Linked DNA regions of Homo sapiens: regions 1 and 2 are each linked to region 3. The links are chromatin loops, found by intact Hi-C in ENCODE. Cell type or tissue: CD4-positive, alpha-beta T cell. All regions are shown on one strand.

Region 1 (2,500 bases), 100 kb before region 3:
GGCTGCGGCATCACGGCACTCTCTAAGCAACCCTATCCCAGACCCAGCCCTTCTGGCCCAACTAAAGTCCTACAGTCCCAGGAAGAATTCCAGAGTGGAGGGCACAGGAAGGGAAGTAGTGACAGATAAAGTTAAAAAAGTACACTAGCACCTGATTGTCCAGGGCCTCACATACCAGACTGAGGAGTCTGATCTTATGTAGACAGAGGTAGTCACTGAAGGGTCTGGACTTTCTCTCTCTCTTTTTTGGTTAATTCAACTTTATGGTGCTTTTCTAATTTAAAAATCCTTTGTCATGAAAAAGTCAAATATTATGTAAAAATATATGACTGTAGTGAATCTTCCTATTCCCTTCCCCCAGCACCGGGTAATACCGTGACCCTTTGCTGCACATTTTTTCAGCTGGAACAGCTGGTACCCTTCACCATGGGGCTGCACATGCTCGTGGCCCAGAACTCACAGAAGTTGATCTAGAAGATACAGTGGTAACTGAAGGAGCTGCAGGCCCAGCTCCTACCCCATGTGGGAGCTGGTGACCTTCAGAATGTAATGACTGTTGCTCCACTTCTGCCTTCCAAACTGCACACATTTCTCTTATAGCTAGCCCTAACCCAAAACTATGCAGGGAAAGGAATCTAGGAAATGTGGTTCTAGCCTAGCTAAGTTGACATGGTAAAAAAAACACCACTGGGCTTTGCAGGCACCGCTGCTGCCAGGAGCCCTGTGCTATCAGCCATGGTCAACCCCACCGTGTTCTTTGACACGGAGCCCTTGGGCCGCATCTCCTTTGAGCTGTTTGCAGACAAGTTTCCAAAGACAGCAGGAAACTTTCATGCTCTGAGCACTGGAGAGAAAGGATTTGGCTATAAGGGTTCCTGCTTTCACAGAATTGTTCCAGGGTTTATGTGTCAGGGTGGAGACTTCACATGCCATGATGGCACTGGTGGCAAGTCCATCTACAGGGAGAAATTTGATGACAAGAACTTCATCCGGAAGCATACAGTTTCTGGCATCTTGTCCATGGCAAATGCTGGACCCAACGCAAACAGTTCCCAGTTTTTCATCTGTGCTGCCAAGACTGAGTGGTTGGATGGCAAGCATGTGGTCTTCAGCAAGGTGAAAGAAGGCATGAATATTGTGGAGACCATGGAGTGCTTTGGGTCCAGGAATGGCAAGACCAGTAAGAAGATCACCATTGCTGACTGTGGGCAACTCTAATAAGTTTGACTTGTGTTTTATCTTAACCACCAGACCATTCCTTCTGTAGCTCAGGAGAGCACCCTCCACCCCATTTGCTCGCAGTATCCTAGAATCTTTGTGCTCTCACTGCAGTTCCCTTTGGGTTCTATGTTTTCCTTGTTCCTTTCCATGCCTAGCTAGATTGCAGAGTTAAGTTTATGATTATGAAATAAAAACTAATTAACAACAGCAACAAAAAAAGTACCAGAGTCTATCGGTTGTCAACATGGCATCAATGAACACCTCTTGTAATCATATTTAACTTCCAGACAAAAACTAAAGAGCAAAATCAGACTTCTACCTAACATGAAGCAGCTGTCCCTTGGACAATTGTGAACAAGCTAATTCTACCCAAAAGAGGATACAAAATCCTTTTATCCGTCTTTAGGTGATGTTATTGCAGCAGGTATGGACTAAGACAAGGGGGTTGGCCTCCTTAACATTCAAGAGGCTCTCGGCCTCCAACCTGACACAAGTAGGGAAATTGCCTGAAGGACCATAACTCTCCACTGTGGAGATTCAAATCTGCCTCCCGGGTTCAAGCAATTCTCCTGCCTCAGCCTCCGGAGTAGCTGGGATTACAGGCACGCGCCACCATGCCCGGCTAATTTTGTATTTTTAGTAGAGATGGGGTTTCTCCATGTTGGTCAGTCTGGTCTCGAACTCCCAACCTCAGGTGATCCACCTGCCTCGGCCTCCCAAAGTGGACAGTAGGTTTTAAGAAGAATCAGCAGATCCCGCCAGGCAACCACCTCAGGTGAGGCCATTACAGATTTCACAGGGACGAGGAACATAACCTCCTCAGACAGGAGAGGAAGGGCTTCTTTGACTGACAAGGAGGCTCAACAGAATTTAGGGGTTCTGGCTGGGCATGGTGGCTCACGCCTATAATCCCAGAACTTTGGGAAGCCGAGGTAGGTGGATCTCTTGAGTCCAGGAGTTAAAAACCAGCCTGGACAACATGGTGAAACCCTGTCTCTTAAAAAAAAAAAAAAAAAAAAGCCAGGCATAGTGGCATGCCCCTGCAGTCCCAGCTACGCAAGAGGCTGAGGAGGGAGGATCACTTGAGCCTGGGAAGCAGAGGTAGCAGTGAGCCGAGATCGCGCCATTGTACTCCAGCCTAAGCAACAGTTAGAGATCTTGTCTCAAAAAAGAAAAAAAAAAAGAATATGGGGGTTCATGGTCCTAGTGGAATCATAATCTGCCCAGGTGTCACTATTCCAAAATTTTGGGTCTCAAAACATTGCCCTAACTTTAAACA
Region 2 (2,500 bases), 160 kb before region 3:
ACAGATGCTTGAAGGCAGCATGCTCGTTAAGAGTCATCACCAATCCCTGATCTCAAGTAATCAGGGACACAAACACTGCGGAAGGCCGCAGGGTCCTCTGCCTAGGAAAACCAGAGACCTTTGTTCACTTGTTTATCTGCTGACCTTCCCTCCACTATTGTCCCATGACCCTGCCAAATCCCCCTCTGTGAGAAACACCCAAGAATTATCAATAAAAAAATAAATTAAAAAAAAAAAAAAAAAAAGAAAATACTACTTTAAAAATATTTAAACAAACAAAAACAGACAAATAAACTATCTGTTGCCTTAAGTTTCCATTTTTTTAAATTTGTACTACCTAAAATTTGTAAAAATCGGCCAGGCACAGCAGCTCACACCTGTAATCCCAGAACTTTGGGAGGCCGAGGCGAGGGGATCACTTGGGTCAGGTGTTCGAAACCAACCTGGCCAACATGGTGAAACCCCATCTCTACTAAAAATACAAAAATTAGCCGGGTGTGGTGGCACACACCTGTAGTCCCAGCTACTTGGGAGGCTGAGGCAGGGGGACTGTCAAGAGGCAGAGGTTGCAGTGAGCTGAGATCATTGCACCCCAGCCTGGGCATCAGAATGGGGCTCTGTCTCAAAATAAAATAAAATAAAATAAAATTTGTAAAAATCATCCCAAGATTAAAGGTAAAGAAAGCATCCTGATATGGCTACCTAGTAAATTCTTTCATATTTTAATTTATGTACCTATTACCTAGGGTCAAAGGCCTTTTTCCCTAAATGTATAACTAAAAATTTAGGGCATTTAAATACATGCAAGAAAAGAGAAAACACTACCAGCTTTAAAAAGGCAAACAGACCAAATGACCATCTGATATGTAAATCTCTAACCATCACAATATAACATTTAGTTAAAAACTGAACCATTAATTCCACATTTCAGAAAGAATCTAAACATCTTGACTATGGGCACAAGAGGGAGCAATTTAGCTTTGCATGAGGAGGCTGTATTTACAATTCACTCAGAGAAACTAATTCAGAGAAAAGTTGCCTTTATTCAGGGAAAACTCCACACTACTTTCACAGGAGGCTTATCCTGGTAGCAATTAATAATCTAATAACACAAAGAAATCTTGGAAAGGACAGAAACAAATAGGAACACAGCCTATGAAGAAAGCATCCATGATTAAAAACCAACATACGAATACAGTAATGTAAAATGTCACTACTGTATTTAAAGATACGTCAATTCTTTACTATTTCCCTACAAATAAGAAAAAATTAAAGCATTGAAATTTCAAAAGACAACTGGGTTACTTAAAACTGTATAGACATAAATAGTTAAAAACTATATATATATATATATATATATATATATATATTTTTTTTTTTTTTTTTTTTTTTTTTTTTTTTTTTTGAGACGGCATCTCACTCTGTCACCCAGGATGGAGAGCAGTGGTGCAATCTTGGCTCGCTGCAACCTCTGCCTCCCATGTTCAAGCGATTCTTATGCCTCAGCCACCTGGGTAGCTGGGATTACAGGCATGCGCCACCACGCCCAGCAAATTTTTGTATTTTTAGTAGAGACGGGGTTTCACCATGTTGGCCAGGCTGGTCTCAAACTCCTGACCTCAAATGATCTGTCCACCTCGGCCTCCCAGAGTGCTGGGATTACAGGCACGAGCCACCACACCCAGCTAAAAGTTAACAACTTAATATTCTTTAATTTATGCCAATCACCACCCAAAGAAAACATTTCCATAGGAACCACAATTTTAATCAAATTTAGATCTCTTATATTATCTGTACTTTTAAAAGAAAAGGTTTTGCAATACAATTAAATGTCAAAAATCCAATGTTCCTGTATTTGAGAATGGAAGTGAACTCCAGAGATTAAAATTTATCTTTGGGAAAGCACCTATTCTTGAATTAGTGGACATACAAAGGCAGACTCCAGAGAATAAAGAACTAAATATGAATAATAAGACTGTAATAGGACTACTTGAACAAAACTCAGGAAACACAAGTTAGAAGACAAAAAAAAAAACTGATTAGTTTGACTACATCAGAGTTCTCGTCTACTGAGAACACCCAGGAAAAAAATTAATCAGATGGCAAATTAAAATAAGGTATTTAAAAGTCTAAAACCAGCTGAGCACAGTGGCTCACGCCTGTAATACCAGCACTTTGGGAGGCGAGGCAGGGGGATCACCTGAGGTCGGGAGTTCGAGACCAGCCTGACCAACATGGAGAAACCCCGTCTCTACTAAAAATACAAAATTAGCCAGGCGTGGTGGTGGGTGCCTGTAATCCCAGCTACTCAGAAGGCTGAGGCAGGACAATCGCTTGAACCTGGGAAGCAGAGATTGTGGTGAGCCAAGATCGCGCCATGGCACTCCAGCCTGGGCAACAAGAGCGAAACTCCGTCTCAAAAAAAATAAAATAAAATAAAATAAAAGTCTAAAACCAACAAAGTTTAATGTCTAGAATATATAAGAAACTCCTAAAAAGC
Region 3 (2,500 bases):
GGAAAAAAGCTGCCTGTAGCTTTTGAAATTTCTTATTCTCCTACCTGTGATTAACTCATATGATTAGCAAAGTTTTATTATCAGAATTTATCAATAAAATGAAGTTAGTGATCTAGAAAATAAGAAGAGAACCAGCACAAAATAGCACGCAGAATCCCATTTTTTTTCTATGCATTTGTAAGTACTGGAAACGTCTGGTGGCTGGGTGCGGTGGCTCATGCCTGTAATCCCAGCACTTTGGGAGGCTGAGGCGGGAGGACCACTTGAGGTCAGGAGTTCGAGACCAGGCTGGCCAACAGAGTGAAACCCCGTCTCTACTAAAAATACAAAAATTAGCTGGGCGTGGTGGTGGGTGCCTATAATCCTAGCTACTCGGGAGGCTGAGGCAGGAGAATCACTTGAATCTGGGAGGCGGAGGTTGCAGTGAGCCTAGATCGCGCCATTATACTCCAGCATGGGGACAGAGTGAGACTCCGTCTCAAAAAAAAAAAAAAAAAAAAGGAAGAAAGAAAGAAGAAAACATCTGGAAAGAAGTAGCTGAAGATATTAAAAGTAGTTATATCTGGGTTAAGAGTGTGTTGATGATCGCTGTTCTTTTTGCTATTCCACCTTTTCTAAATTTTCTACTATGTGCATATATTGAACTCAGAAAAGCAAACAATAAAATTTTCTTTAAAGTTATTAATATTAGGCAAAGCAAATAGCTCAAATGTACATTTGTGATAGTCCTCTTAGCCTATGACATGTTGAGTAATGTATTCTAGTTTGGTTTTCCTTGTTAGCCAGATTTCATTATTTTGCAGCTTAAGTTGTTTATTTCTAGTTCCTTAAGGTGGGGAGGAGGTGAGGAGGTGAGGAGGGTGAAGAAGCAAATTCCACTTCAGTAAAACAGGGCGTGCAGCCTTTTCCCCTGAGTCCCTTTGTCTCAAGGCCCCTGTGTTCCGGGTCTTTTGTTGTTCTCTGCATGGACTTTGATTCGAGATTTAAAGAAAAACAAGTGCTGGCCCTCCTTGCGCCCTCTGGTGTCCCAGTGAGGTATAACCGGACAAACCGCACAAAGATCACAGCCATTTTCACACAGCGCTCCCCCGACACAGTGATGCCTGGAGACGGGAATGTCTGGAATCTTAGAGGAAGGAATCACACACCGACAAGCATGGCAGGCTTAGTCTTTGAAACTTAATCAGAGCCTGTAAGTATGGATACTGTTTTTTAAAAAATTAAAAGCAGTATCTGGACTGCAAGTATTTAAAAAACCTAATAGGAAATAAGTCAACTCTCAAAGCATTTGGCACAGCTTTCTGGGTTCTAAAACTAAGAAAATCTTACTACATATGTTGTTTTATAAATACAGCATAAACCAGTACTTTGTTATTTGTTTTAAAAATTTCTTTTAGAGACAGGGTCTTGCTCTGTCACCCAGGCGGGAGAGCAGTGGTGCAATCTTAGCTCACTGCAGCCTTGAATTCCTGGCCTCGGGTGATCCTCCATGCTTCCGCCTCCCAAAGGACTGGGTTTACAGGTGTGAGTCACTGTGCCTGGCCTAGAACTTTGGATTAATTGCAAATAAATTAGGTGAAAGAGAGGTCTGGATACCTAGGCTTTAGCTTGACTGAGGATAATGATTTCCGCAACTTTAAGCTTTACCATGTAGACCAAAAATAAAATTCTAAGCTCCCCAATCAGTTGAATGGATGCCTCCTTGTCCAGGGGCATTCCAAAGTTACCTGAAACGCTAGTTCATGTCATGATGGGAACAGGTGGTCAGACAAGCCTCATTATACTCTCCTCCCTTTGGGACAGAGTCCCTTTGGGATTCAGGCACATCTGACCAGCATTAACATAAGTCTGACAAAGAAGGCTTTTTGTAGCAGTAAGATACCAACATGACAGACAGCAGGCCCTGAAGTAAATTGAAGTAGTTTACCCCAAAAAATATATATATATTTTTGACACATTTTGAAATGGCCCTGCAAAGGTGTCTCTTGTGGGGAAAATCTACTTTCAGTAGAGAATCCCCTTCCCTTTCCAGATATTTTTCCTTAACCAGGAGAGAATTTACTGAGAGTCTTGCACCTTAAAAAGGTAAAAAATAAAATTTTTGGCTGGGCATGGTGACTCACGCCTATAATCCCAGCACTTTGGGAGGCCAAGGCAGGTGAATCACCTGAAGGTCAGGAGTTCGAGACCAGCCAGGCCAACATGGTGAAACCCCATCTCTGGCTAATACAAAAATTAGCCAGGCATGGGGTGGGGGTGTGGGCGCCTGTAATCCTAGCTACTTGGGAGGCTGAGGCAGGAGAATTACTTGAACCTGGGAGGTGGAGGTTGCAGTGAGCCGAGATCACACCATTGCACTCCAGCCTGGGCAACAAGAGCGAAACTTCGTCTCAAAAAATAAAATAAAATAAAATAAAATAAAAAAAATAAATAAAAATTAAAAGTTTTACAATCTGACCTGGTGCTGTGGCCCACTCCTGTAATCCCAGCACTTTGGGAA

Evidence for each region. Peaks named below come from ENCODE experiments on the same cell type or tissue, not always from the same donor. Only the 100,000 strongest peaks of a DNase experiment are listed, where the experiment ranks them.
Region 1: it touches region 3 in a loop (5-fold over the local background); 26 of 110 quality-filtered maps call a loop at or near these places.
Region 2: it touches region 3 in a loop (10-fold over the local background); 27 of 110 quality-filtered maps call a loop at or near these places.

Annotation. Positions count from the first base shown.
Region 1 is chr12:98,589,441-98,591,940 of GRCh38, reverse strand. It overlaps the pseudogene PPIAP8. Among named protein-coding and RNA genes, the nearest start is that of SLC25A3, 3.0 kb to the left of the region's middle. In CD4-positive, alpha-beta T cell, no CTCF peak of the experiment used is centred here; no DNase peak of the experiment used is centred here.
Region 2 is chr12:98,652,562-98,655,061 of GRCh38, reverse strand. All of the region lies in intron 4 of APAF1 (apoptotic peptidase activating factor 1), which reads right to left. Among named protein-coding and RNA genes, the nearest start is that of APAF1, 8.5 kb to the right of the region's middle. In CD4-positive, alpha-beta T cell, a CTCF peak has its summit at 1,004 (motif pointing right); a DNase peak (open chromatin) is centred at 971.
Region 3 is chr12:98,489,686-98,492,185 of GRCh38, reverse strand. The region is part of intron 3 of LINC02453 (long intergenic non-protein coding RNA 2453); the gene reads left to right. Among named protein-coding and RNA genes, the nearest start is that of TRD-GTC1-1, 13 kb to the left of the region's middle. RefSeq lists a silencer at 1,361-1,655. In CD4-positive, alpha-beta T cell, a CTCF peak has its summit at 1,027 (motif pointing left); a DNase peak (open chromatin) is centred at 1,015; H3K27ac peaks cover 328 bases.